Regions from separate parts of the Homo sapiens genome. Here region 2 is linked to region 1. A link is a loop called in an ENCODE intact Hi-C map of the cell type or tissue named here. Cell type or tissue: lower leg skin. All regions are shown on one strand. Links, peaks and the distances in the headings refer to the core of each region. The heading gives the core; the rest is flanking DNA. Region 1 holds the start of LOC105378379 (a long non-coding RNA gene). Region 2 overlaps ZMIZ1-AS1 (ZMIZ1 antisense RNA 1).

Region 1 (10,643 bases), core at 1,387-9,386:
TGGAAAAATGTGCTTTGGATTTTATAAAGCATTTCCACATATTTGATCTAATTTGATTTACTCTAAGGTATACATTATAATCCATTTTGCAGATGAGGAAAGTGAGGCTCAGAGAAGACCCCACAGCTGGTGAGGGATAAAGCAAAGCCAGGTCTCCTTCCACCCTGTGCTCTCTACTTGCAAACTACAATCTCTGGTTCCAGGAAACAACAGACCACACCTGTAAAGGGATTGTGGAGAAGAAAGGAGAAAAAGTCTACCAAAGGAGCTGGATACCACGTGTGTGTGTGTGTGTGTGTGTGTATTTGTGTGTGTGTGTGTATTTGTGTGTGTGAATGTGTGCATGTGTGTGAATGCATGTGTGCATTTTATGAGGTGGGGCAGGGAGTGCAAGAAGCAGTGATTAGCTTCAGCTAGAGATTTTATTACAAATGTATTTTGTGCTTCTGTGTCTTTCACATTCTGACAATGCTAATTTTGTAATTATATATATATTTATATATGTATATTTATATATATTTATCTATGTATTTTGTATATATATTTATATATGTATATTTATATATGTGTGTGTGTATATATATATATATATTTATATATATGTAATTTTAAATGAGGGAAAGCCACTGGGCTATGGAGAAATCCAGCATGGATTTGGAGTCTGGCAGCTTGGCTCCTAGCCCTGAATCTTTCCCTGCCCAGCTATGTGACCTTGGCCCTGTGGCCTCCCCGACTCTGGGCTTCCATTCTCTCATCTACAGCTTGAGCTTTGGGATGGAAGCACCTGCAGATCCTTTCTCCCCTGACCTAAGTGGTTTGTGAAAAGTCACTTCTAAGGAGAAAGCAGCTCAGGGATTCCCAGTCTGAAGCCCTAGATTCCAGATGTTCAAACCCACTCCCTTTCCCTTGAGGATCTAGAGTCAGGGCATGGTCACATTCATCCCTTCCCCACCACAGGAAAAGAGTGAGAAGAAGCAGGTCCCTGTGATTCTGACACATTGTTTCCATCTGCTGCTAACCTGTTATTAGCAGGATTTTCCTAAACCTCACCTCTATTTTCCAAAGTCACACACCCTGGGCATAGTGGTTTTCTTGTCCTCTTCCTTAGCTCTCCAGAACTCAGAACCTGGAGAGGAGAGAATACCACTCCAGTTTCTGATCAGAGCACTGCCTCTCCTAGCTGGTTCCTCATAGGTTACAGTTTGGAAGCCTCCCAGAGACGTCTGGAAGCGCTGATCCCTGCATTCGCTTTGGGGCTGTGTCTCTACTACTTCCAGATGTTTACACAGCTGGCTGGATTACTTAACTGCATTGACATCATACACCTTGATATTTCCTCTTTACAAAAACAGTTCAGATGGGAAAGAAACTGGCTATTGAGAATCTGTATACCGCAGAACTAACCAAAATAACATTCCACCTCTCCAGGAAGGCTATGGATGCATTCACTCACATGCGCTGCTCTTGCACAATTGCACAGGCCTCGGTTTCCCTCTCTATAAACTGAAAAGGTGGGTTTGGACAGTCCGAGAGTTCCTTTGGGTGCAGAGAATGTATCTGAAGTTGCCTTGGAGAGGCCATTTCCTTCCTTTTTACAGATTTGGAGACTGAATCCTAGAATGGGGAACTTACTTGATTCAACTGATAACTAATTATAGAGCACCTACCATGGTTAGGTAGTGGGGTAAGACTAGATAGACACAAAGGTGGAAATAAGACCATGCTGGTACATGGCTCCCTGTGTGCCAAGCACTGTGCTGAGCCCTTTCTGGCTAGCGTCAATTTTACACCTCATAACAGTTCCAGGAGTCTGTATATTTCTCTCAGCTTTATAGATAAAGAGACTGAAGCTTAGAGTTGATGATGAGTTCACCAAAGCTCACAAAATCTGCTGTATCCAGGAATTCCAACCTACATGTGACTGACTCCAGAACCTTCATCCTTAAACAGCACCCTATACTACTCCCCAAACATTTACTGCCCTCACGAACCTTCTAGTCCAAAATGAGACACAGTCAAGGAGAGAACTGACATTTACACCACCAGAATTAGGCAAATGCCACCACCAAGACCTGCACCAAGAGCTAAGAGGGCCCTGGCCATGTGGGATAAGCTCCCCAGAGAAAGGGGCATTTGGGCTGGGCCTTGAAGGCTGAGCAAGAGTCTGTTGGGCAGAGGGGACTTGCAGGAAGACACACAGTGTCTCTAGCTGACGACGGCGCTAGGTCCTGACGTTGTTCAGTGCTCCTCCTTGCCATCCCTGCTTTCACAGCCTTCTCATCTTAGGAAAGGCCCAGAGCGTTCTGGGTCTAGATGTCACTCTGCAGCCAAGGTGGCTTCCTGGCACAACCACTCCTTGACTATCAGCTCCGTAAGGCCAGGGTCAGGGCCTGTCTGTGTTTGTGCCCTTGCACCTGGCACAGAGCAGGGCACAGTCTGTATTTGCTGAACAAATAAACATTTAGTCTTTCAGGAATTGTTTCCCAAGCAGCAGCAGCAAAATAAACAAGGAACATTTGTTGAGTGTTATGCGCCAGGCAGTGTGCTAAGTCCTTTTCATGCATCATCTTATTTAATCCACCCAAAGCCACACTCTGAGCGAAGAACTATTATGTTCCCTCCTTGACACATGAGGTTAAATAACTTGTCCAAGGTCACACAGCTAGCAAGTGGTAGAGCCCGGATTCATGCCCAGGCCTGTGGAACTTCAAAGCCCATGCTCTTAACCCCTCTGCCACCAGCGTCTCTTTGTTGTGGCCTCAGCACCCCTCTTTGTTCCCCAGGGGGAAGGGCTGTTTTGCAAGCAGGCCTGAGATGCCACAAACCTTCCAGCACATCCTGCCCCTTGGCCTCTGACATCTGTTTGCCATTTCCCCTACTCCAGAGCGGCCAGGCCCTGCCTCCTGCCTTGCCGTAATTCAGATGTCAGGGAGGATGGAAGCCAGTGCCTGGTGTCTGAGCATCTGAACTGGCAGAGACTAAGGACAGCCTGGTGCACACTCACATTTGTTTTGTCAGCCTGCGGCATGGCATTTGTCAGAGGCAGGGACACACAGATGCCACCCATGCCTCCCCAGGCTTCTCACTGCACCCCACCAAACAGTCCCGTACCGCCTTCCCCTGGCACCCTGCAAGGTCACGGCTCTAAGGAAGGTGAGAGGAAGGGACACCCTAGCTCCCCCTCCTTCCCCCACCTCCTGCACTCCCCAGTATCCTCTTAATATCCGCTGCACACCTCCACCAGGATAGAATTCCTTTCTTTTTTGAGCAAGAACAGGGAAAGCTCTGAGAATTTTTGAAAACAGCATTTTTGTTTCAAAATATAATTTCCAAAACGTTGGCCCTGAGAGATGTCCTGCAAAAAAAAAAAAAAAAAGTGTTCCATGGTGCAGCAATTTTGGGAGATGTTGCATACTCTGCCCGGGTCTCACAGGTTCCCAGCGTACACTTCAATGATGCAGGCACTGAGAAGTCCTGCAGCATTTTCCAAATGTATCCTTCATCCTCAGAGCATGTGTTCCAGATGTAGAAACACTTTGCAAGGCTGGAGAGGAAACAGGTTCAAGTGGGAAACACATCCACCGAAAGGAACCCTCCATTCTCTGCAGATTTGTGTAGCAGGGAGCTGCCTCCTTACCTTACTGAATGCGCTCTGGGCTTCTCTCAGTGAGTGAGCCTCCGCACCCTGCCAGGAATTCCCTGACTCCAGAATGGACTTTTCCTGCGAGTCCATTCTGAGAATGATGCCAGTGTGGGACAGCTCCAGGAAGACCAGAATGGACTTTGCGTATGCAGAGTTACTTGGGACCACGTGAGCTCTGTGGCACTGAAGGTCCCAAGGCCAGATGGGCTGACTACTTGGGGAGTTGAGCCTCAGAAAAAGGGCTGGCCACTCCCCATTTTCCATTTCTAAGACACTGGGATTGCACTCAGGGAGAGCAGGCACACCCTGGTCAGGCCCTCCAGGAGCAAATCCCTGTGCCAGTACCCACCACCTTTCGGCATCAGGCTCCCCAACCAGAGGAAAGCACAAGAAACACAGCTCATCCGGATGTCTGTTCCCAGCACCCTGCACATATCTGGCCCAAAAGGAAACTAGAGGCAGATTTATTGAATGAGCATGAGTTTGAGGTCAGCCACTGTTGCAGGGTGGATTCCCTGGCAAGTTGACTCTGAGCCGGAGATCAGTGTGTAGAACATTAATGAGGGGTGTTCCCGGGACCCACACCCATGGGAAAGGGAAGAAAGCAGGGAGAAGCTGAAGGAGAAATCCAGCTACAATGTAGTCACAGCGAGACCGCAGCTGACCCTGTGGGGAGCGCTGAAGCAGGATGGCCCTTCAGAGTGGCCCTGAGTTCAGGCAAAGGGGTTGGGCCTTTCTACCTCCCAGTTGGCCAGTCACTGGATGTGGGCTTTCCCAGGGAGGGGTGTGACCTTGGCAGTGTAGCTTTCTTTAGTCCATTCCTGAAGAGGGCTGACAGCTGACGTGGAGGACTCTCCACTCACAACTCCCAGCAGCTGGGGGAGAGCGTCCTCCAGTCCTGCAGGGGAGACCTGGGTGCCTAGCCCACCTGGTGGCTGTCCCACACTGCTCCCTGTGGCGTCGCCACCCACTGTTCTGGGCCTTCCTTTTCTCCTGGTCCCCCTGTCCGGGCCAGCTCTTCTTTCCCTTCTTCCAGTCTCCCTCAGTGTCAGAGACTGCTCTAAGGAACGACACTTGCAAGGGGGTTGGAGCAGAAACTGGTCACCCTCCATGCTCAACTCTGGCCCTCCAGGGACCTCTCTGGGAGCTGAGAGCAGGCCCCTGGCTGCCCCTGCAGAAGGGTGTCCTCTGAGCTTGAGGCTTCTATATGCAGGAAGGCACATTTGAGTCTGTCCCTCAACCAGGTCCTGACTCTCTGGGCTGTGGACTCTGTCTCTCAATGCATTTTCTCCTTTGCCCTCCTCCCAAGTGGACCTCCAGCCCTGCCCTGACTCTCCTGCCTCAGATTCTAGATATAGCCCAGAAGCCCTGGTAGGAATTAGGTGGGTACTGCACTCTTCACAGAGAAGCAACTGGGCTGTGTGGGACCTCTGGCTCACATTTCCTGGTAGTAAATGATTGTCCGCCTTCATATGGGAGCTTGTGTCCCGGAATATCAGGTCCTTTATCTGTAAAACAAGATTAGTGAGAGGCACAGCAGAGGCACTGGGTAAATGTTTGTGGGGCAAAGGAGTAAGTGCATGGCCTGGGGAATGCAGCTGAGGGACATCGGCCAGCCAGTGTCAGACCAGGTCTGGGCTTGGAGCATGTCCACAGTGTGGTGGTTTAAAACCAGGGCAGAGTGGGGCAGGCCCTCTATCCATCACATACCAGCGTGTGCCTTTGGCAAATTGATGCACCTTCCGTTGTTAGTTTCCTCTTTGTGAAGCAGAGATAATAGTACTCACCTCCAGCGGTGGTTTGAGGGTTGAATTAGACCAAGCATACAGTGGTGTGCTGGGCACACAGTCAGCCCCCAGTACAGGTGTGTTTTCATTCTCACCGTTATGTCAGTTCTGCCTGACTCTGTGTCCACAGAACTTTCCATCACCTCGCACCCGCCTCGATCCCCTCTGGGATGAATATTCTCCAAGTCATCTTGCAAATAAACTCCCTGGCCCAGACCTAACAATGCAGCCTGCCTGCTTTAACTTGGAGTCTGAGCTCGTCCCTCCTGTATCAAACCCTTTAGAGAGCCTGTGAGGCTCCCAAGAGGAAGAAATGAATTGCTCAGCCTGCAGCAGCCCCCTGCTGTTCTTCTAGCTGGCTGGGGTCCCCATTAGTGAAACAGCCCAGCTTTCCCCCAGCAGGAGAGGACACTAGCTTCACAGGGCAGCGTGGAGCTGCGGGATTGGCAGTTCCTAATGGAGGGGGATGGCAATCCCAAACACTGCCCATTAGCAGCGGCTTCTGTGACCCCAGCCGCTCCCGCAGAGCAAACCTTCATCTCCACGTGTCCTCTCTGTGTGCCTGGTGGATGCTTTCCCCTCCCAGGATTGGTCATTAGCACTGAAGGGCGTGGCTGCCAGGCTCCAGGGGGCTTTCTTAGCAGGCTGGGGAGACGGCAAGGAAGGGACATGGAGTGAACAGTGGTCTGGTCCCCCAGAGGTTCGCTGTTGGCCAATATGCTGTGACCCATGGGCTTCCTTGGCCCAGGCCACAAGGTATCTTGCACGCAACTGCAAGGTAGACACGCAGTATCAAGAGTCTTTAGTTAATGGAGCTGTGTGGAGTTAGGGGGATCACAGCTCCATGGTTGGGGGTGGGTAGACACTAGGAGGAGTCTGTTGAATTCCACACTGAGTCCAGCAGTCAAGACCTAGTGATAAAGAACAAAGGCCAGGTCCCGGATAGGGGGTATGTGTAGGGCATGAGGATTTCTGGCAGGAGGGGCTGCAGGCTCAGAGCAGGAGTGAGGTAGTGGTTGGGGGCTATTGTTCCAACCAGATCCAAAGAAGGGCCCAGTAGTGGTGCCTGGGCAGACCCACAGGGTGAAGAAGGAAAGAAGTCACACCCCCAGTAGAAGGCTTAGAAAACCCGCAGTAAGTTCTTTCAGAATCACTCATCAGGTGGCATCATTTCCCTGCTTCCCATCTTCCAGTGGCTGCCCCCAGCCCAGGCTGCCCTGGCAAGTTTTTCACCCGACCTCACCCTCCTTGCTTTTGAGTCTTTGAAAATGTTCCCCAGCCTTTCCCCACCCCAGGGCCTTTGCTCATGCCACTCTACCTGGCAGGAAACCTCTACCTGCCTCAGACTCCAATACCAGCTCCCATCTTGCCCTTCTCAAAGCCTGGACTTCAGTATTTTCTCCAGGGAAGGACCAGTCCTGCCCACCTTACCTAAACTTATGCCCACCATCCTGTTATCCTCTACTTCAGCATCCTATTATGTTTCTTTTAGGCCTCTTATCATAATTTATTCTTACAGGGCTTCTTTGGTAGTTTATTTGTTTATTGTCTGTCTCTCCCTCCAGTTGAAAGACTCTAGGAGGGCAGAAACCACCTCTCTCTCTCTCTTACCATTATCTCCAGCCCTAAACATTCCAGAAGCCCTCAGTAAGTGTCAGCTGTTATTTCTACCAGTTTATTGCTGCTGTGATGGTAGTTACTGTAGGCTAGCAATAAATATCGCTTGAACACTGAGTGAGTATCAAGACTCACTCCAGCTCCCACTCACTTGAGGGGCTGCGATAGCAGATGTGCCAGGCCCCGGGCAGGCAGAAAACTCCTGGCTGTTCACTCTGCCCCCTGGTCCTCACAGGAGGTCAACTCAGCCCCAGAGGTGAGGCGAGCAAGCCCCAACACCATGATCCCTCTGCGTCCAACCTGCCCCTTCCAGGCCTGCCTAGCTCCTGGAGTCACCCCAGAAACTCCCCCCAGCACACATACTGTCATCTCTTCACCGTGAACTGTATTTAAAATGTAAATAAAAAAAGGCTTTTAGGAGATTTAACTGTTTCCCTTGGTATTTAAATTATTCAATTATAACTAAAGCTATTAAAATACAGTTAATTAAAATTGTTAGATTGTTTTCCTTTGCACTGATCGCAGCATTGCCAACTTCTCCCTCTAGCTGTTTAATTCCTATTAAAAATGATAATGCCTCGCTTTATTCATAAATGCAGCAACCTTCCCGCACATTCTTCAAGTGATCTCCTCAACACGAACCGCGCCGTGTTCTTTTCTTCTAGCAGTGAAGCGGAAATTCTGCTGTAGTCTTTAGAGGTTTAATCAGCAGTAAAAGGCCTCAAAATTTAAACATTAGCATTACCAAGTCACAACAAATAATGCAGCCCCCTGTTAAAAAAAAAAGTCTAATTCTAATGCAACGTAATGTCATTAGAGACCAAAGAAGAACCCTGAAGTTTAATAAACGGTGGGACCCAAATAAAGATTTCATAACTTACAACATAAAATCACCCGATCCACATGTTAAATATTTTATTTGAAAGGTTTCACAGCATTTCCAGTGGGAATAGCTCTGCAGTGGAAGTACAGATGGGTAAGTGCTGCCGGAACAGAAAGCAAGAAAAAAAAAAAAGGAAGAAAAGAAGGCTTCGAGGACCAGCTCTTAGCTTGTTGAGTTTGGCATGTATAAGATGGCGCACCCTGAGAAACTAATTGGTTCTAGTGTTTAAACTCCTGAGCCATGTGTTCCCACAAGGATAATGGCTCTTGCAGGTAATGATGGGCAAGGTGGCAACGTATTTAACTTTCTCGAATGTAGCAGGTGCCACCTCTAGAATTTGGAGTGATTTGTGAGCCACATGTGGTGGAGGGGGTGAGCCTTCCAGTCCCCAGATGGAGAAACGGAGGGTATAGTGATGAAATCAGCCCAAGCCATCAAGGGTGACCAGTTGATGAGGAGCCTTCTATGCTCCAAACCAGGCATGAGTAATAATTATCCCGCCCTCGAGGAACTCGGAGTCCAGCAGGGCCCTTGTAAACCACATATGGGGTACAAGTTCAGACTGCATTTGCTCCAATGAATTATTCCTGTGGGGAGGTGGAAGACTTCAAGAGAGAAGGAAAGATTGGTGCTTTGGCTGGCTGAGAAGATCTCTAGTGGCCCAGAGAAGAAGCATAGGAGAAGATCAAGACAAAGAGGCGGGAAAGAGATGGTGAGTTGGGGCCAATGAGTCATTTTTTAGGGCTGGAGCACGGGCTAGTGGGAAGGTTGTGGTGGGAAAATCTAAAGTCTTAGGAACCCCTTCAGGAAAGGTCTTGAACCTCATGCTTAGGAGTTTTGACTGTACTCTGAAGGTTGCCTACAATTTAGAGACCAACCAAAGCCCATTAACTACTTATGTCTGTCACAGAACTGGGTCCTTGGGAGGTAGTTGGTGGTGTTGAGTGTATTAGTCTGTTCTCATCCTGCTAATAAAGACATACCTGAGAGACTGGGTAACTTATAAAGGAAAGGTTTAATTGACTCATAGTTTCACAATGCTGGGGAGGTCTCATGATCATGGTGGAAGACAAAGGAGGAGCAAAGTCAAGTCTTACATGGTGACAGGCAAGAGAGCTTGTGTAGGGGAGCTCCACCTTATAAAAGCATCAGATCTCATAAGACTTATTCCCTATCATGAGAACAGCATGGGAAAGGCCCGCCCCCATGATTCAATTACCTCCCACTGGGTCCCTCCCACAACAAATGGGAATTATGGGAGCTACAATTCAAGATGAGATTTGGGTGGGGACACAGCCAAAAAATATCATTGAGTAAACCAATGAAAGACCTAATGCCTTTCGTGCACTAATTGTCTCTGGGAAAGCCATAGGTTTCACCAATAAGCTGGTGGGTACCCTATCCAAAGGATGGTCTCTGCCAACCTGAGCTCTTGGACCTTGGTCTGCCAGTGTCCTGGGCTCTCACACTGGGGCTATGGTCTTCCATATGGACCCATCCACTTTCATATTCTCTGTTGGGGATATGGGCTTTCTCCTTTGTGCAGCTACAGAACCATAATTGCTGAGCTGCTTAGGTTCACCACATGTGCCTCTTGGCCCAGAGAGGTGCAATGCCCAGGGAAGTATAGAGAGGGGATGGCTTGATGTTCACATCAATAGTGTTCTTCATTAGAAAAATGCAAGTGAAAACCACAATGACACCCACTGTGCAGCCACTACAGTGACTGTAAGCAAAAAGGCAGCAATGCCAAGTCTTGTGGTGAAGATGTGAAGAAACTGGAACCCTCATGCACTGCTTGTGGTGTGACCACCTTGGAAGACAGTTGAGAAGTATCTTAATGAGTTAACACATACCTCCTGTATAATCCAACTGTTCCATATCCGGGAAGAGAAATAAAAGCCTATGTCCATAAAAGACCTGAATAATTGTAGCAGCTTTATTCATAATTGCCAAAGAATGGAAACAGCTTTAGTATCCATCAACAGAGGAATGGATAAATTAACTCTTCTATATCCATTCAATGGAATATCACTCAGCGATAAAAAGGAATGCGCTATCAATACATACTACAGCATGAATGGATCTCAGAAGAATGATCCTGGGTGAAAGAAGCCAAGCAAACAAGAGTGCTTACTGTATGATGTCATTTCTATTAGGTTGGTGCAAAAATAATTGCGGTTTCTGCCATTACTTTTCATGGCAGCTTTGTTGTCATTTATATAATGGTTGGTGCAAAAGTAATTGCGGTTTTTGCCATTACTTTTAATGGCAAAAACCGCAATTACTTTTGCACCAAACTGTATAAAATTTTAGGTAATGCAAACTAATCTGTAGTAACAGAAAGCAGTTGTCTGGGGGATGGAGGTGGTTAGGAAGGAGCCATAGGAAGGAGTTATGAAGGAGCAGGAGACTCAGGCATGACAGTTGTGTTCATTCTTTTGACAGTGGTAATGGCCTCGTGGGTATATACATGTGTCAAACTTACAAAAGTATACACTTTAAATACTTGCAGACTGTTGTATGGCAACTGTGCCTCAACAAAGCTGCTTTTTAAAAAGTTAAAAGAGCTAGGACTTCAGAGTTTTCTTTTTCATAATTTTAATTTTGGTATGGTTTCACATGTACAGAGAGGCAAGAATAGTTCAGGACCCCCACATGCCCCCCACCTTGATCCACCCACCACTCACATGTTATCTCATGTGCTGTATTG
Region 2 (9,306 bases), core at 1,307-9,306, 310 kb after region 1:
TTAGCTGGGCATGGTGGCGGACGCCTGTAATCCCAGCTACTCAGGAGGCTGAGGCAGGAGAATTGCTTGAACCCAGGAGGCAGAGGTTGCAGTGAGCCAAGATCTCACCACTGCACTCCAGCCTGGGCGACAGAGGCAGACTCCAGATTCCGTCTCAAAAAAACAAAAAAAGATAGACTTTTCCCAGAAACTAAAAGCCCCCAAGATGGGGCTCTGAAAGTGGATGGCTATGCTCCCATGCCTCCCTGACTCTCTGTGCAGCCCAGCCAGCAGGGGCAGACCGCCCCAGGCAGAGGGCCTGCTTCAAATACCCTCAAGGCCTACCCACACCAAGGATGCAGATTGGCTTCTCCAGGCACTGCCCACTTGCTCAACCTCAGCCCTGCGAAGCATTTCACCAACTCCCCTGGTGGCAGGGAGTCACCTGCCCATCCTAGTTGTATGTGCCCAAGAGGCCTTGTCCCCAAGCCTCCACATCCTAGCTAGACAGCCCTAAACAAGTCACTTACCCTCTCTGAGCCTCAGTGACCTCATCTGCTAAAGAAAGATTATGGAGATTTCTGCCCACCAGCAAGCGAGTCATCAGTTCTGCAGCAGATGCCAGCTGGGTGTCCCCTAATTCAATTCACTTCAAACACCATCCACCTGGAGATAGCATCAGATCCCACAGGGTGAGGATTCAGTCCCCTAACTCTGAGCCCCACTTCTGATGCCCACCGCAAACCCCAGGTTATTCTGCCTGTGCTTCTGACCGTTCGTCTATGAATCGGGGTTCCCACAACCCCCTGCTTGGGTCTGATTAATTTGCCCGAGCGGCTCACAGAACTCTTGGAAAAATGTTTACTGGTTTATAACAAAAGATATTTTAAAGGATACAAATAAACATCCAGATGAAGAGAGGCACAGGGCGAGGTCCGGAAGGGGTGCTCCCATGCCCTCTCTTGGAGTGCCACCTTCCAAGTGCCTCCAAACGTTCAGCTGTCTGGAGGCTCCCGGAACCCAGATTTGTTGCGTTTTTATGGCGATGTCATTATGTAGTCATGATTGATTAAAACATTGGCCATTGGTGATCAACTCAACCTTCAGCCCTTCTCCCCACCCACCCCCAGATGGGGGAGGTGGGGCTGGAAGCCCCAACCCTCTAATCCTTGGTCTTTCTGGTGACCAGCCCACATCCTGAAGTGTCCTAGGAGCAGCCAGCCAGCAATCAACTCATTAGCATACAAAAAGAAACTTATCACTTTGGAGAGTCCAAGGATTTTAGGAGTCCTATGCCAGGAAATGGGATGGGAGGAGGGGGAAACAAATATGTATTTCACCATATCTCAAGGGTAATAAAACATGCCTTGGGCAGTCTGGAGACATGGTGAGCTCAGAGGGTGAGGCACTTCCTGGAAGCCCAGTGAACATATTTGTGCCCCTCTTCTGGAAACTGCAAAACCCCCCAGAAGGTGAGAGGCAAATTCACTGAGCGCAGTGAAAGTCAGCTCCACTCTTGCATTGGGAGGAGGGGAGGGGCTACAGAAAATGGGAGTAGGGGTGCTCAGAATAAAACTGTCCCTGTCACAGTGGCTGCTCAGCTGGTCTGTGGCCTCTGCTGGGGCCAGCGCTGGACCTGCCCTGCCTTCTCCCCACATATTTGCTAAGCATCTTCAGCCTCCTGCAACACAGGGTCACGTGGCACGATTTCACCCACACACGTACATGCCGCCTGAGTTACAGACCCCCTGTACTCCATTTTCTCACTGACCCTACGGAAGGTCTTGGAGTTCCCATTATTTGAACCAATAAACTGAGACTAGGAGAGGCAAGGCAGCTTCACCCACATCCCACCATGCAAAGCAATTCAAGCACTGAAACTAGGTCTAAGAGGTCTGGATTATTTTCACCTTCCAGCGCGTGCAAAGGAACCCAAAGCAAAAGTCTCCGGCAAGAAAGGGGTCTTTGGGAGCCACCAAGTTTCTGAACAGGGGAGTGGTGTGATTAGGTGGGCCACAGAAAACTGCACTGAGGACCTTGAGCCTGAGGACAGCAAGACTGGCAAAAAGGCCATCGTAGAAGTACAGGCAACTGGGAGTGCGGAGGCGAGTGTGGGGTCAGTGCTGCTATGCCAGATCACCACGGGTCTCCGTGTCAGCCTGTGTGTGGCCTCAGAGGTGGGCAGAGGAGCAACAGAGGAGGAGTGGGTTGGGATGTGGAGGGGATTTAGACGGTGCTCACGGCCTTCCACACTGACTGCCAGCTTTCATTCTTCCAACACGCCCTGCAGTGGGCCCACCTCCCCAGACAGGAGCAGCGGGAGGCTCAGAGGCAGGCGTGACTCCCCCAGTGAGAGGCAAGCCCCCAAGGCCGCCGCGGGACTGTGCCCGCTCCCCATCACACACCAGGCTCCTGTGCCCACCACTTTTTTCTAGGCTGATTCCCCATGCCAGCTTGATGAACAATCTAATAAAGGGGGCAATCACATTATTCCTGAATGCATTTTAATAAAAATCAAATAAAAGCAATTATGTGAATTTCCAAGAGGATCACCTCTTCTCCTTTCCCTGAGGTAGGAAACGGAATGAATTCAGGAAATCATTAAAATCAGAAACCCGAGCTGTGTGCCACTGCCGCGCTGGCGGCTGCTACACAAAGGCAGCAGGGAAACCCAGTCCCTGGCGGCAGCACGGGTGCATTTCTTAGCTCTTTGAGTGGAAATTCCACCTATGGGTGAAGAAGGGTAATTAAGGGCCAGGAGAGATGCTTTGAATGCAGGCTGCCTTTGCCCCTCCAGTGCAAACTTCCCAGCTTCAAAGGGGACTCAGACTCCCTGAGTGAGAGCTCTCCAACCTGGCTGCTGGGGGCCTGGCGGGGAGGGCAGGGGCAGGGCTCGGGAGAGGGTCCCCAAATGAGTGCAGCTCTCCCCTGTATGGGGGAAGTGCACCTCTCAGCCTGACTGGAGGCCAGAACGCTGGGTGTGAGTGCACAAGGGACCCACTGAGAGTTGGTAGGTACCTGTTCCTCCCTCCAGCATCCCCAAAAGGGACACAAGCCTTGTGATTTGCAAGGCCCTTCTGATGTCTCATTGGTTATTCTGTCCTCCATGTGACCCTGGGATTGATGTGCTCATTTGGGGCTGAGGCTGTTGCAGCCAGAGGCAGCCAGGGACATGCCCAAGGCCAACCAGCTGGTGAGGCAATGTCAGGACTGGAATTTGGGTTCGAAATCCTGGGGCCACGAGGCAGGCCCAAATCCTGTGGGTCCAGGTGTTCTGGACACAACTTGGCTTGGCCACACATTCTTGCTTACAAGAATAAGCACTGACCACCCCAACTGCCATTTCCTGGGCCCTGATCCGAGACAATGCCTCCCTCTCCAAACATCATGAAGTATGTTCATCTTTTCGGTACAGGTTAGGGACTAAGATTCAGCAGGATGAAGCCTCCTGCCCACAGCCCACAGCTAGAAGTGAGGAATCCTGGATTCTGCCCTGGGCTGTCACAGTGTCCATAGCCAAAGATTCTAATGGCCATGCCATAATGCCATCCTCTTCCCAGAAAGGGGCCTTCACTCAGGGTCTTCCAGGTTGCATTTGGGTGCCAGGCAAGGAAAGACAGGGATCCTCCAGCCCCTATATTCACGCTGGCCGAAACTCCATGTCATCCTGCCACCTTAAGGGTGGGCCAATAGTGGCCCAGAAGGGAGCACCTGATCATGCCTCAGATCATCCTCCTCAGCCACCAGGGTCCTAATTCTCAGACTCGGGGGGCGGGGGGCGGGGAGGGCAAGAAGAGACAGGAAAGTGGGCAGCCTGAGTTAAAGGAACAAACTGGGTCTGGGAGGGAGAGGGCCAGCACTCGCCATGGGCATCCTTAGGCAACTCCCATCACCTCTCTGGGCATGTGTGCATGTGTGTGTATGTGTGTATGTGTGCATGCGTGTGTGTGGTATGTGTGTTGGGGGAGGGGTGGCCCGGTCCCCAGTTCAGACATGGGGTAGTGCTGTCCTACACGGTCCAGTCTAACTCAGGTCAGAGCTTCCCTTAATTCCTCCTGCTGCTAACAGCTGTGATGCCCTCCTACAGGATGCCCAGGGAAATGCCCCCCAAAAAGTGTGGTTTCCAGTAGGGGAAAGGAGGGTGCAGGAGAGGATTCTGGGTGGGCCCTGTCAATGCCAGTTTTCTCTTGAAGTAGGGGTTTCTGGCACTTAGGATGGAGAATTGAGCACCGGACTGCTGGTCTCATTGTCCGTCCCCTCTGTTGACTCAACAGGTGCCCCTCTCAGGCATCAGGACCTCAAAGTCCTCCTCTGGGAAGTAGAGGCGGGGGTGCCTGGCCTTGGGGGCTCCTGTGCAGGGGGACCAGGACAGAAAGACACTGTGTGAGTGCTCAGTCATTCCTGTCCCCTAGGGGCCAGCTGCCCTGCGCACTGCTCTGCCCCAACCCCTCAGGTCTTGCACACAGCAGGCACTCCATAAATGTGCACTGTGAGATGTTCAGAGAGAACACAGGCCTGTCCAGGAGGGGGGTTAAAAGCAGGAAAAGGCAGTGGCCCTGCATGCTTCGCAAGACCTATAGCCTTGGCACCCCGTGTATGCACACGTGTGTGTAAACACGTGTATGAACGTGAGCACTCCTGCAACCACGCCCACCTTTGGGCACACCCACTGGCCTGATCATGTGCCTGAACAGCAGACAGGTAAACAGCAGGCACAAGCCCCAGGCAGTCTCCCCACAGACTTGCCTCCAAATCCCCAGTCCACACAGAACTTGGAGCAAACTGGCTAGGACCCTGGAGGTCCAGGCCCATGGGGTTTCACAGGGATGCCCATCTGCTGTCACCTGCATGCCGATTCTATCTTGGTCACTCTGGGAGCTTCTCCTCCAGGTCTGACACCCAGCTGTGCCTGGGATCCAGGATCAAGGCTGTTCTTCCTGCCCTGGGATAAGGGCTGATAGAAGGATGCCCAAAACTCTGTCAGGGGAGAAGAGGACAGATCCAGCTCTGCTGGGGGAGAGGGGCAAGGGGTCACAGGGAAGGCATCTCCAGAACGAAACCTTGGAGTTGGACCTGGAAGAAGGAACTGGGTTCCCACAACAGTCTAGCGAAGGGAATTCCAGGTGGAGGAATGGCTTACGCAAATGCAAGGCAGCATGCCATGTTCAGAGAATGCCCAGCTGCCGGAAGGCCCCCACCCTCCTTCTACTGGCCGTACCAGGAAGAAATGTCCTGTTTCAGGGCACTCACTGGAATGAGGGGGCCAAACAGAGCACTCACAGCACTGAAGCGAAGAGGCACATGGGGTGCAAGTGGCTCCTCCAAGTTCTCTCTCTATCCCTTTAAATAATGCACTTCCCCTGGGAATGAATAATTGGGAGTGCAGAATAGAATGCAACATCTCAAAAGTGCAGTTAGCAGCTGGATGTGGTGGCTCACACTTGTAATGCCAGCACTTTGGGAGGCTGAGACGGGAGCACTGTTTGAGGCCAGGAGTTTGAGGCCAGCCTGGGCAACATAGCAAGACCCTGTCTTTGCATAAAAATTAAAAAAAAATTAGCTGGGCATGGTGGCATGCACCTGCAGTCCCAGCTATTTGGGAGGCTGAGGTGGGAGGATCGCTTGAGCCAGGAGATCAAGGCTATAATGAGCCAGGATCACATCACTGCACTCGGGTGTAGGTGACAGAGTGAGATCCCACCTCTTAAAAAAAAAAAAGTGCAGTGAGTGAAGGGGTCTCCACACAGGTGCTAAAACTTTCTGTTAAAAAGAGGCAGGGAGAGGCTGGGCGTGGTAGCTCATGCCTGTAATCCCGGCACTTTGGGAAGCGAGGTGGGTGGATCACCTGAGGTCAGGAGTTTGAGACCAGCCTGGCCAACATGGTGAACCCTCATCATTACTAAAAATACAAAACATTAGCCTGGCGTGGTGGTGCACACCTGTAATCCCAACTACACAGGAGGCTAAGGCAGGAGAATCGCTTGAACTCAGGAGGCAGAGGTTTCAGTGAACCGAGATCACGCCACTGCACTCCAGCCTGGGCAACAGAATGAGACTCCTTAAAAAACAAACAAACAAAAACAGCAGAGAGTAATGACAATTAGGATAGTGGCTCCTTCTGGGAAGTAGGGGGCTGGGAAGGTCGGAGCTTCACAAGTGTCCCTAATACTCTAGTTCTTCAGCAGAGTAGTCATGAGCATTCATTGTAATGTTTCATGGCTTACAAATAGTCTTTTATATGTACAAAATATAATGTAATAAAAAACTTTAATTGTGTTTATGTCCAAGTTTATGGGGCTGTTCGAGGCCCAGTTGGCTGAGACACCGCAGGGCGATGACCTGAGCTTGGCATCCTCATAGGTGCTGGCACCCCTGCTCTGGGGCAGTGTCAGGGCCTGGACCCTTGTCTGAGCTCCACTGGGTCCATAGAAGAGTCCAGTCATTTCTGGAACCAGATGGAGCATACAGGAAGGTAGGAGATGCATGTCCAGCCAATTCCCTCTCTGTGTGGGATTGGGCATGTCCTTCCCCTGCCTGGGTCTCAGTGTCACCCCCTACAGGGAGGGGACTTTGGCCACCTGTGTCCTGGATTTGGTCAGACTTCACCACTCACCAGATAGTTACACAGGACTCTTTCCCCACCTATAAAGTGGGACTCATAAGAGCATTGCTGAGGACTGCATGAGGCAATGTATGTTAAGGCGCAGTCCCTGGCATGTCATGAATACGCCGTAGATGCTGGTTTCAAAAAAATCACCAGAACGAAGACCCACCACGGAAACAGGGCGGGGTTGGAGTCTGGAAGATGTGTGCTCCCAGCCTGGCTCCACCTCTCAGTGGCCAGAAGCCTCCGGAGACCTTTCAACCCTGGGCCTCACTCTGCTCTTGTGCAAAATGGGAACAGCAGAGCCCCCTTTGGAGAGGAGAAGGTCGGTCAGGAAGAAAGAGGATGAGTCTGGTGAAGGAGAGTGTGTTGCCCACAGCAGGTCAGTAACCAGGGCTATAATCCCCCAAGCCCCTCCCAAGGGCGAAACCCCAGTCTGCCACATGGAAGGATGTGCCCCAGGCCTCACCAAGGCAGCCCCTAATCTCAGGCCAGACCCAGCGCCTGCTCCTGCTCAGAGTTAGGGGCTGGGGCTAGAGAGATGGATCAAAGGCGGAGAAAATTAGCATGACAGTGAACCCAAGAAGGGAGGCCAGGATTAATTCACTCTCCTCTCCCTGCTGTCCCTTCTGCAGCCCAGGGAGCCTGCCAGGGTTGCAGGAAGGGTCACCTTTTACCCCAATCCCCTACCACACACCTGAGGCCCAGTTCTTACAGAAGACGGCAGGGCAGGGACCTGCCATGAGAAGCGGATCCGCTGTGCACACATTCCAGAGCCGTAGTCTTGAAGGGATAGGAATGAAGGCACCTGGGCAGAAGGGACATCTGCAGAGGCTGGAGCCTGGACATGGGTCCAGGGGGTGCACTGTGAGTCCACAGACCCCACCATGTCGTGTCAGGCACACTGGAGCCCGTGTGAACGCGTGGGTGTGTATCCGTCATTCTGGGAATGGGACTTGTTGGTGCTTGGTTGTCAGTCTGAGGCCCAAAGCCCACACGTGCCCTATGTGTGCATCTGCGGCAGGGTGGGTGTGGTGCCTGCAGATGCATTTGTGGCTCTGAATTGATGGTTGTGTGTGCAAAAGTGTGAGCCTTGTGCCTATGAGACGTTGGGCAGCCATGGTGTTGAGTGTGTGGACATGTAGGCGCCTGTATGGGCAGAGGGATGTCAATTGTGGTTCTGCAGCTACCTGAGAACCTTGAGATGAGCAGAAAAGAAACGTGTGAGAGGGACGACTCACAATGGTCATAATTTCCCATACAGAAAGGGTGAGAAGGCGGTTCAGAGGCCCATCCCTTGGGCCCGCCTTCCTGGCTCCATGGGCTATTCCCATCCCTTAGACTTCGCCTTCCCTGCCGTGGAACCCTGTGGAACACCTGGCTTACCCTCTCTGTGCCTCAGTTTCCTTATGTGAAATGAGGGAACTCACAGCGTGGCTGTGAGGACTGAACTAGTTAGTATGAGGGAAGAGCATTTAAAACAGCCCTTGGAACATGAAGAGTGCTCTCCAAGGGACATGGCTGGGCTCAACTGGGTTGGCCAGAGGAACAGGATCTAACCCAGAACTATCCTTGCAGAAGCCCAGGAGGAAGACTGCTTTGAGGCAGCAGAGTCAGGCAGCCTTGGGAAAATGCAGTATGGGGTGCTGGAAGAATCCCAGCTAGGGCCAGCTTAGCAGACCTGGATTCACTGGCCAAGCACACAGGGCTCCTCGCACCACCTCCTTCTCTCCCAGCTTCCCACTCTCCCTCCCCGCAGTACCTTTCCCCCATTTCCTGCCCCAGGAGCGTCAGGCCCATCCCCACACAGCCCTATCTCATCCTTTAATCGGCATGCAAGGTCCACCCTTTATGCCCATTCTGAACTGGAGAAATTGAGGCTTGAAGAAATGGAGGGATGGGACTGGCACAGCTGAATTCGGGAACCCAGGACTTTGGAATCTCAGAGTAGCTTGCAGAGAAGCAAAATGCCAATATGGCCCCGAGGGCAGCACAGGTGACTCTCAGCTCTCCTGGGCCTGCACTGGCTCTCAAGGCCCCTGAAAATGTCCTCCATTCCCTATTGAATCACAGACTGGGAAACCAACATGCCCCTCCCCAAGTTCACAGTCTCTGCTCCATCCCACCCACCAGAACCAGTGAATATGTCTAGTCTGACACCTAGGTGAAACCCTAATATACCTCTCCCATGTCTACAATTTTGGTCCTCCTGTTCGCCCTGCCTTGTCCATCCTCATTTGGTGGCAAGCGCCACCTCTCCGGGAAGCCTCCTCTGATTGCCTTATTGATTATCACCTTCTAGTCCCCTGGCCTCCAGATACCTGGGGACACTCCTTTCTTCAGCACTAACCACTCACCTGTTAGGATGTCCTAATGCGCAGACCAGGGTCTTCCTTGTATCACTCCACCCCCACCCTGCAGGTCAGGGCAAGGATGCTCAAAGGCTGCAGTGAACCATGGGCACATACACTCACACCCCTCCAGAAGCCATACTATTCAATAGCTAAGGCTTTGAGGTGGATTTTCTTGGATTCAAATCTCAGCTCTCTCACTCACTAGCTGTGTGACCTTGGGCTTGTTACCTAACCCCTCTGTGCCTCAGATTGCTCATCTGTTAATGGGAATAATGCTTCCAATGCCACAAGGTTGTGAGAATGAATGAGCTAACATATGTAAGCTCTTACCTTATGTATGGTATTGCTGTGTAAGTGTTGGTCATTGTT

The links. Hi-C counts contacts between places; a loop is a spot of excess contacts. Peaks named below come from ENCODE experiments on the same cell type or tissue, not always from the same donor. Only the 100,000 strongest peaks of a DNase experiment are listed, where the experiment ranks them.
Region 2: a loop joins it to region 1, with 2.8 times the contacts of the local background. A loop is called at or near these places in 8 of 110 quality-filtered maps.

What each region holds. Positions count from the first base shown.
Region 1 is chr10:78,740,461-78,751,103 of GRCh38, forward strand. It overlaps LOC105378379 (a long non-coding RNA gene), which reads right to left and starts at 4,083. Exons shown (of 5, transcript XR_946100.2): 1 at 3,638-4,083. In lower leg skin, for the core only: no CTCF peak of the experiment used is centred there; a DNase peak (open chromatin) is centred at 4,697.
Region 2 is chr10:79,049,773-79,059,078 of GRCh38, forward strand. ZMIZ1-AS1 (ZMIZ1 antisense RNA 1) reads right to left here. Exons shown (of 10, transcript NR_024431.2): 4 at 4,824-4,956. Among named protein-coding and RNA genes, the nearest start is that of ZMIZ1-AS1, 13 kb to the right of the region's middle. RefSeq lists an enhancer at 4,624-5,123. In lower leg skin, for the core only: no CTCF peak of the experiment used is centred there; DNase peaks (open chromatin) are centred at 2,229, 4,299, 4,649 and 5,159.